Linked DNA regions of Mus musculus: region 1 is linked to region 2. The links are chromatin loops, found by intact Hi-C in ENCODE. Cell type or tissue: gastrocnemius. All regions are shown on one strand. Each heading gives the region's core, and the rest is flanking DNA. Links, peaks and the distances in the headings are about the cores only.

Region 1 (4,385 bases), core at 109-4,108, 150 kb after region 2:
AAGTATTATAAAGCTCTGGATGGAAGATTTCCAATTTTTGCAATGAACCCACTTTTTCTTCAGGTCATTTAAGATTTCCTGAACCTGTAGAATTTAAATCTCATCAGCACTTAATGTGTCACCATGAAGACTAGGGATATGGAATGACAGAGTCACACTTCTGGCAAAAAAAACAAAAAAAAATTAAAAACTCATCAGCACTTAATGTGTCACCATGAAGACTAGGGATATGGAATGACAGAGTCACACTTCTGGCAAAAAAAAAAAAAAATTAAAAACTCATCAGCACTTAATATGTCACCATGAAGACTAGGGATATGGAATGACAGAGTCACACTTCTGGCAAAAAAAAAAAAATTAAAAACTAAAAGGGAAGCCCCACCCCTAGGATTGACTACTTTAACATTCCCATACAACCCACTGTGCATATACCCCACTATTACTAAACCTGATCTTGAACTAAAAAGCTAATGAGTTGTGGGTTTGGATTTTTATTACTCAAGTTTAATATGAAACCTAATGACTGAATTTTGGCATTCCTTACTCTATATGAAGTAGAAAATAACAGTATGTCATATGATTTAGAAAAGAACATGCTTTCACTTGCATTATGTAGTTTAAATGGTAACAGGTCACCTTACTATGATGACTACATCACAAGATCAACTGTAGGGACAAGGCTTGTAGAATACTAGATTATGGTTGCCAGGAAACATTCTTCACTTCTCTTGAACGTTCAAAAGCAGGACTGAGCCCAGATCGCGGTAGTCATTGTAGCTACCCAAAGATCTAAGCGCCCCACAAGTAAAACAGGTAAATCAACAATTACACCATAGACTACCAGTCTGCTTTGAAAAATTCTTCTCAGCGGGTGGTGAAAAGGCATGCCTTCTGCCAAGGCAGGACTGATAGGAGTTACACACCAGCCTTGGATATAAAGCTCTCCTCCTCAAAAAAAAAAAGCAAAAAAACAAAAGGGTTGAGAATGCGGTTCCATGATAGAATGCCTGCCTAGCATGCACAAGGCCAAGAGGTTCAACCTCCAGCACCGCCAGAAAGAAAAACACTCCCTATTTTTCTCTATTTGTAAGACATGTGTGTGTATATGTCAGCGTGATTTCTCTTAAGATTGGGTCTTTATAGCTCAGTCTGGCCTTAAACTCCTGATTCTCTTGTCTCCACTTCCCAGCTGCTGGGATTACAGGTGCCAGCCACCAAGGTCTGGAGCATGCTAAGCACGCACTCTATTACCGATGCATTTCCTTCTTTCCTGTTTTTAGGGGGTGTGTGGCGTGTGGTGTTTGCTGTCAGAATTTTAAAGTCCTTTTCCCCCTCGGATACACGGCCTCTGTGTGCAAAGTCACCAGAGTCCATTCACGTGCCGCTATTCTGATTACAGGATCTCGGGCACTGCACTCTCAGGTCGTGCAGAGGCCACAAGGACATTCCTTCATTAAACTGCAGCCTCGGGAACTGCCCGCCCGCCGCTCCCTGATGAGCTAGGAATCTCCTCCATCCCGAGAGCTGTGGACATCTAGGCATACAGGACGCACACTCGCTGCAGCACTAAGCCTCGGGCGTCCGTCCTGACCACGTGGCCGCCCCGCACCTCCTCCCTGCGCAATATGGCCTGCACTCGCGGCCGCCACCGCTACCTGCACTCCATGAACGATGTAGACCTTCTCGGCCTCGCTTAGCGCCACCGACGCCATGCTGCTCAGCTCACCGCGCGCGCTGGCGTGTCATCAGCTCGCGCCTCTCCCCACCGCGCCTGCGCGTCATCAGCCCGCGCGGTGGCCGCTCCCGCAGCCGCGGCTGCCGCCACCGCCTGGAGCTCCATGGGCTTCTCCTTCGCACCGCCCCGTGTGAGGCCGAGTCCGGCAAGCCGTGGCGCCGGGTGCCCGTGCCATCGCGGACGCTGGCGGCTGGGCCCCGGGGCAGCAGCAGGCGGCGCGGGACTGCTAGCTGCCTCCAGATTGACGGTCAGTGCAGTGGGGAAGCCCCAGAAGGAGGGAGGCGCGGGGCCCCAGCCGGGACTGGATGGGAAGCGCGCAACCCGAGCGCTCGGGCCGGAGTCGAAGTAGCCGAGCGCGCGCACGTGAGACACTTCAGGAAGGCGGAAGTCGTGCTGCCCATGAGGGACCATCTCCTCAACCCCCTCCTAGTTGGTCCCTAGGATGGCTGAAGGAAAGAGACCATGGATCCCTCATTAGGTCACTGGTCGGGAAGGGTCTGCACCAGGAATGGGGCGCCAGCTTCTCAATTTTCTCACCCCTCCTTCCATTCCAGGGATCGATCTCTGTCCTGTCTTCCCTCATCCTTTCCTCCCCTACTGCCCATCATCAGATAATGGCCCAGAGCTTTGCAAGTTACCCTTGCCCCGTGCGGTTGCTGGAGTATTGTCCCAAAGAGAGTAGGGAGAGTGTCTTGCACTTCGGGATGCCTGGATGGAAGGGATCTCCGGGGAAGATGGATAACTTCATGAAAGAAAACCGACCCTGGGAGGATATGGGACCTAGGTTATCCAGAAAGGATGCCTGCAAGGTGAAGCTGGGGTCATAGTGAGGGGCCCTTTAAGGAAGAGAGGGGATATGAACTAAGTTTTAAAGGGTCTCTCTGAGAAAATGAGGGGAGACTTGGTAGAGACTTACCTGGTGTTCTATTTTAAACAAAAGTAACCCTTCAGCTTAATCATCAAGAAATAAAAGGTGCTGGCCACCCTTTGCCTTTAATCCCAGCGTTTGGGAGACAGAGCTAGGCGGATCTCTGAATTCGAGGTCAGCCTGTTCTACACTGTGAGTTCAAGGACAGCCTGAGCCACATAGTGAGATCCTGTCTCAAAGACACTGCCCCCACTCGTCGAAAAAAGGCTTTTTTTCTCTTGTGCTAACTAAGTAAGTAAACAGAACACTAACCAGAGTCCTCCAGGGTAGAAGGGAAGGCTCTTGTGAGCATAGCCACAGAGCATGGTGATTAGAGTTGTCATAGTGGATTACTGACTACGCTGAGATTTCAACAGTAACAGGAAGTGCCTGGCTATATTCCTAGGTACTGAACTGTTAGCTGCTGAGCCCTCAAATGATAGCCTCTTCTTGATAGACTGGATATGAATTTCCTGCGTCCATACATAATACTTACTACAGGTGCTCCTGAGACGGCTTCCTGTAGGGTTGGACTTTGCCCTCTAGGGTAACTGGAAAAGGTGGAGCCAGACGGCTTTCTTCCTTTTTTGGAGGAACAGATGCCACACTTGATATAGCACCTAGACACCATCTCTGGTTGAACAACTAGATTCTGTGTGAGGAACTGGTGAAATAGCAAGGGACTCCTGCTAGTAGGGTATCTCGTGCTAGAGATGACTGGAAAGAGAGACCATTTGAATATATAGTGGGGTGGGGGTGGGGTAGGGTGAAGATTGAAAAGTCAGAAAAGATACTGGAAGAAAGTTTGACTTGAGTTTAACTACTATGAGCCATTTTCCTGGGAAAAAGTCTTTGGGCATATCTTTAAAAGTGTGTTAGTGGCAGAACAGTAGCATGTGCAAAGGCCCTAGGTTCCCTCCCCAGCACCACACGGGCATATCCTACCCCCGACAGCAGACAACAGGTTCTTTCTGAAGAAGGGTCAGTGTTATCTATTTGGTGACTGATTTTATGAGTAATATCTGGTATTAGGTTCAGAAGACTTCAAGAAACATAAACAGTGGAGTTTATATTCTCTGCTGGAACACTGCTGTCATCACTAGTTATTTTTCCTATGTGATGCTAGAGCATTTTCATCATATTCATTGAATGCATTAGATGTCCTTAAACCTCATAACTCATAGTTCTTATTTATTGAAGCTATTCAAAGAACATATTAGAACCAGAAAAATGAAATACCCAAGGATGGCACATTATATTGTGTTATACCAGTTTGCTTTTTCATTTCTCTTGGGGTTTTTGTTTGTTTCATGCTGTTTTGTTGTTGTGTCTTTTATAAAACCCAGGCTCTATTAACTTTCTATGACACTGTGTGATGCTTGTTGTATGCCAAGAACTTTACAAAGATTCAATTCTCAGAATAGCCTTATGAGGGCAATTTTACAGTTTAGGAAACAGGCACAAATAGCATAAGTGTCTGAGCAAAGTCACAGAGCACATAACTAATATGTAGCAGAGGCAGGATTTGAGTGGAGGCTTTGTGGCTCCCAAATGTCACTTTCTGTAGCCTCTCACAAACTCCATGTCATCTACCAGGGGACCTAATGCAGAACACCCATGTTTGTTATGAGGCTGGTAACTATCCTGTAAAATACTGCTCAGTTTCATTCCATCAATTTTTGATGCTGGTGCTGGAGGCTCATGAGTCCTGGGAAAATATTCTGTCATGGAGTTATATCCCTA
Region 2 (4,385 bases), core at 255-4,254:
CAGTCACACTGGGCTGGATTTGCAGGAATAGATAACCAACTGGCCAGCACTGAGAAGGTGGGGTAGATGCTGGACTGCAAGCTCCATTAACATAACACAGTCCCATGCAGGGTGGGTGCCAGCCGCCCGGCTGTCACTCAGGGAACCAAGACCAACAGAGAAGACTTGGTACTTTGGGGAATTCTGTTTATAAGGCTCTCTCTCTCCCTTCTCTCTCTCCCCACTTTCTCTCTGTCTACCTGTGTCTCTCCCTCATTCCAATGTTACTATTTGTTAGAAAACAACTTAGAAGATGGGTTTAGTGGTACATGGCTTTAGTCCCAGAACTCAAGAAGCAGGGGCAAGTGGATCTCTGAGAGTTTGAGGCCGGTCTGGTCTACATAATAAGTTCCAGGACAGCTAAAGCTACGAAGTGAAACCTTGACTCAAAAGAAAGAGCAGGAGAAAGAATGAAAGAGAGAGAGAGAACTATTTAGAGAAATATATTTAGCACTTTGTACCCAGCAATGGCTGTCATCCTGTCCTTCACAGGCCCTTGGGAAAGCTTAGCTGGCTTAGAGGGAGGGTCACTCTTAGATTTACAGAGCACAACTGTTTCAAGCCATTTTAGGGGTCAGTTGACATTAGTTTCCAAGTGTGAGGCCAGAAAACAAGGGAAGTGCAGTTTGCTCCTTTTTGTGATGGGGATTGAACCCTGGGCTTGCTAGGACACTAGGAAAGCACCCTTCCAACTGAGCTGCCTCTTCTTCCCAAGAACGTTTTTTGTTCTTTACAGAAAGCATCTTTCTGTGTAGCCCAGGCTGTCCTCAAACTCATAATTCTCCTCACCACCTTAGTACTGGATTTTGTTTATTTGAGACAGGTTTTCAGGTAGCCCAGGCTGGCCTCTCCAAGGAACTTGGACTCTGGATTCTCACTTGGGATTACAGACTTGTACCATCAAGCTCAGGACTCAGGTAGGCTTCTTAATATAAATTGTATCCTATTAAATTACTCTTGACAACTCCACCTCTCCACAATATACATCCCGGAAGACTGATATTCATGGACTCTAACATACAAATTTTTTGTGTCTATGTGCACACTAGACTGCAGGTGTCCTCAAGCATCCGACCTGTGGGATTTGCATTCCCATTGCCCCAACCAACACCAAAACTTCAGAATTTTGAGGATTTTTTTATGAGTTCTCTTCCTGTAAAACAAAACAACGAAACAAAAACAAAACAAAAAACAAAACAACAACAACAACAAAAAAACCCATATGTATCTATTGTGGTGAAGACACATTAAAACCAGCCAGACTCCAGATCTGAATTTCTGAACTCAGCAGAAAGGTACAAGAGTCCTGTCTCTGGCTCCTGAGGTAGCCCGGAGACTTTCTCCCTTCTTAGTTTCTCCTAAGCAGAAAGGAGGTACTGATTAGCTCTCCTGGGGGCGTGACAGAGGGACTGTCTGGGCTCCGGGACTCGCTCTGGGCTTCCCGCCCTCGGGGGTCCCCTCGCTCCGCCTCCACGCACCGCCCTGTCGCTCAGGTCTTCAGTTCCCGCCCCTGCGAGTGGAGCCCCGCCCTCCCAATTCCCCGCACCCGGTGAGCCGGGGGCGGGGCGCGCGGAAGGCGGAGCCGAGCAGGGGAATCCTCTCTCGTTTCGCCGCGAGCCAGCAGAGCCTCCTGGCCGTCCAAGGGCCCCAGCTCTGGGGGCAGCGGAACCTCGACGAGCGGAGTCTGAAGAGGCCATCGCGGCCCGTGAGCCGGTGTCGTCCCAATACACTGGCAGAGTTCCGCCTCGGCCTTCCAGGCCCCGCGGTTCCCTCACCGGACGGTCGCCTGCGCGCCATGCAGCCGCCGCCTGCCCCGCGCGCGTAGGCGCTCGCCACAGGCCATGCTGCCCCTTCTCGCCGCGCTACTGGCCGCCGCCTGCCAGCTGCCGCCGGCGCACGGCGGGGCCACGGATGCGCCCGGCCTTGCAGGGACGCCCCCAAACGCCTCGGCCAATGCGTCCTTCACCAACGAACACTCCACCCCGCGTCTGCTGGCATCGGCGGCATCGGCGCCCCCAGAGCGCGCGGGCCCAGAGGAGGCTCCGGCGGCGCCCTGCAACATCAGCGTGCAACGACAGATGCTGAGCTCGCTGCTCGTGCGCTGGGGCCGCCCGCGGGGCTTGCAGTGCGACCTGCTGCTCTTCTCTACCAACGCGCACGGCCGCGCCTTCTTCGCCGCCGCCTTCCACCGCGTCGGGCCACCACTGCTCATCGAGCATCTGGGGCTGGCGGCGGGCGGCGCGCAGCAAGACCTGCGCCTGTGCGTGGGCTGCGGCTGGGTGCGCGGCCGCCTGCGGGCTCCCGCCGGGGCTCCCACCGCGCTGCCTGCCTACCCGGCGGCCGAGCCGGGGCCGCTGTGGCTGCAGGGCGAGCCTCGTCACTTCTGCTGCCTGGACTTCAGCCTGGAGGAGCTGCAGGGCGAGCCGGGCTGGCGGCTGAACCGCAAGCCCATCGAGTCTACGCTGGTGGCCTGCTTCATGACCCTGGTCATCGTGGTGTGGAGCGTGGCCGCCCTCATCTGGCCGGTGCCCATCATTGCCGGCTTCCTGCCCAACGGCATGGAGCAGCGCCGGACCACCGCCGGCGCCCCCGCGGCCGCTCCTGCAGCCGTACCCGCGGGGACTACCGCCGCTGCCGCCGCCGCTGCTGCAGCTGCTGCTGCTGCTGCCGCGGCTGTCACCTCGGGGGTGGCTCCTAAGTGACCCCCTCCGCCCCGCGTCCGCGCTGTGTAAGCGCTCGCACGCGCCTTCCTCACCGGAGACGGGGCAGGTGCGCTTCGTGCTGTCCTTATTGTTCATCCTTTTCCCGGGAGGGGACCGCAGAGAGGCACAAATGAGGTGGGAAAGTGGGGTTTGTGCTGAGGTTCTGGTTCGGAAGAGCAGGGGCAAGCTCTCGGGCTGAAGGGTGGGATCCACGCGTGGCTCGAGGACACAAGGGAAACCGGCTCTTTCCCCTGCGGCACCCCCTCCCTGCGCCCACATGCCCTTTATTTATGGCAGAAAGTGACCAGATCCTGTGTATTTGTTTTATATATTTAATAACTGTTTTAAATGAAAGTTTTAGTAAAAAAAAATACAAAACAAAAAGATTCAACTGCTAAAGCTGTGGTAACAGGAGCTCTTTGTATCTGAATGTAGTTGTATTTGAAGCTTCTTGTTTGTTTTTTTAAAGGGGGGGACGAGGGAAGATTTGACACGGATTTATTGTAATTGCTTACAAAAGAACTTTATGAATCTTTTCCAAGTCGATCTATTCAGTGACATGGCCTGGTGGGCGTTTCTTCTTGTATTAATGTGGTTTTCTGGCTTTTAATACAGACATTTTCCTCCAGAAATGTGTATGTTTCCTTTATTTGCTTTTGGGAGAGGGATCCAAGACGCAAATGAATCATGAAGAAATTCCTGAAAAGAGGGGCGCCATCTGTCTTCCTGGCTGAGACAGGTGAAATCGCTTTCAGAATGGTTCCGATGGGGATTGCTAATCAGTTCACTGGGCCCCAGACACGTACGTCCTTTCTACAGAGCACAGGTTCACAGCGCTTGGCATAGTTTGTTTTCACATGGTGCCCCAGGAAAATCAATAAATAGTTCTGTGAGCCAAGTGTCTTTCACAGAACCACCTCGGTAGGTGTGGTGAATATACAGTATATATACATGTTCTTGTGTGTGCCCACTCACTCCTGAATGCATTTGTGTGGGGGAGTCAGAGTCAAGTGCCTTCTCCAGTTACTCTCCACCTTAGTTTTTATCTTGGTCTGTCTCTAAACACCAAGCAGGTAGATTCAGCTAGACTGGCTGGCCAGCGTCCTCCTGTCCCTGTCTCCCCAGTACCGAGATTATAAGCATACACCACTAAGATTGGCTTTTCACATGCATGTTGGAGATCTGAACTCAGGTCCTCCTGCTTAAGTACCGGGCACTTTTACTGAGCCATCTTCCCAGACCTGAAAATGGCTGATTGTAAGACATAGATTACATTCTGTTTGGTAAGTTAAGCAGGTGGCATGTTTCAAATGCTAGTATCAAATTCTGAGATGTTTATTTAGCATTAACAAGTTCTTGGTAAAAGGTAACCAATAGCTGTAACTCTGTGTTTCTGTGGTAGAACCTGTCTGCTACGTGGTAGATTCAGATTCTTTGAGTTATCTGCAGAGCAAAGATCTTTCTCAGCTTAACACAAAAGTAAATTTAAGGCATTTAAGTACTGTAATTCCAGTACTAGGGAATCTGACCGCAGTTGAAGGCTGCCCTGGATTACATAATGAGACCCTGTCAAAATAAAATAAAGATGTATTCCTTTGCTCCATCTCATTCATACCTGCTTTTGAAACATTAAACTTGCTCTAG

The links. A loop is a pair of places that touch in the nucleus more often than their neighbours do. Peaks named below come from ENCODE experiments on the same cell type or tissue, not always from the same donor. Only the 100,000 strongest peaks of a DNase experiment are listed, where the experiment ranks them.
Region 1: it touches region 2 in a loop (2.7-fold over the local background); 1 of 42 quality-filtered maps calls a loop at or near these places.

Annotation. Positions count from the first base shown.
Region 1 is chr9:123,110,593-123,114,977 of GRCm38, reverse strand. Zdhhc3 (zinc finger, DHHC domain containing 3) reads left to right here and starts at 1,784. Exons shown (of 7, transcript NM_001372538.1): 1 at 1,784-1,982. It overlaps Exosc7 (exosome component 7), which reads right to left and starts at 1,747. Exons shown (of 8, transcript NM_001081188.1): 1 at 1,656-1,747. The coding sequence starts at 1,712. In gastrocnemius, for the core only: no CTCF peak of the experiment used is centred there; DNase peaks (open chromatin) are centred at 869 and 1,748; H3K4me3 peaks cover 2,596 bases; H3K27ac peaks cover 1,800 bases.
Region 2 is chr9:123,258,041-123,262,425 of GRCm38, reverse strand. Tmem158 (transmembrane protein 158) reads left to right here and starts at 1,637. Exons shown (of 1, transcript NM_001002267.2): 1 at 1,637-3,369. The coding sequence starts at 1,881. The coding sequence ends at 2,741. In gastrocnemius, for the core only: a CTCF peak has its summit at 2,555 (motif pointing left); DNase peaks (open chromatin) are centred at 1,595, 2,184, 2,543 and 3,494; H3K4me3 peaks cover 1,910 bases; H3K27ac peaks cover 1,332 bases.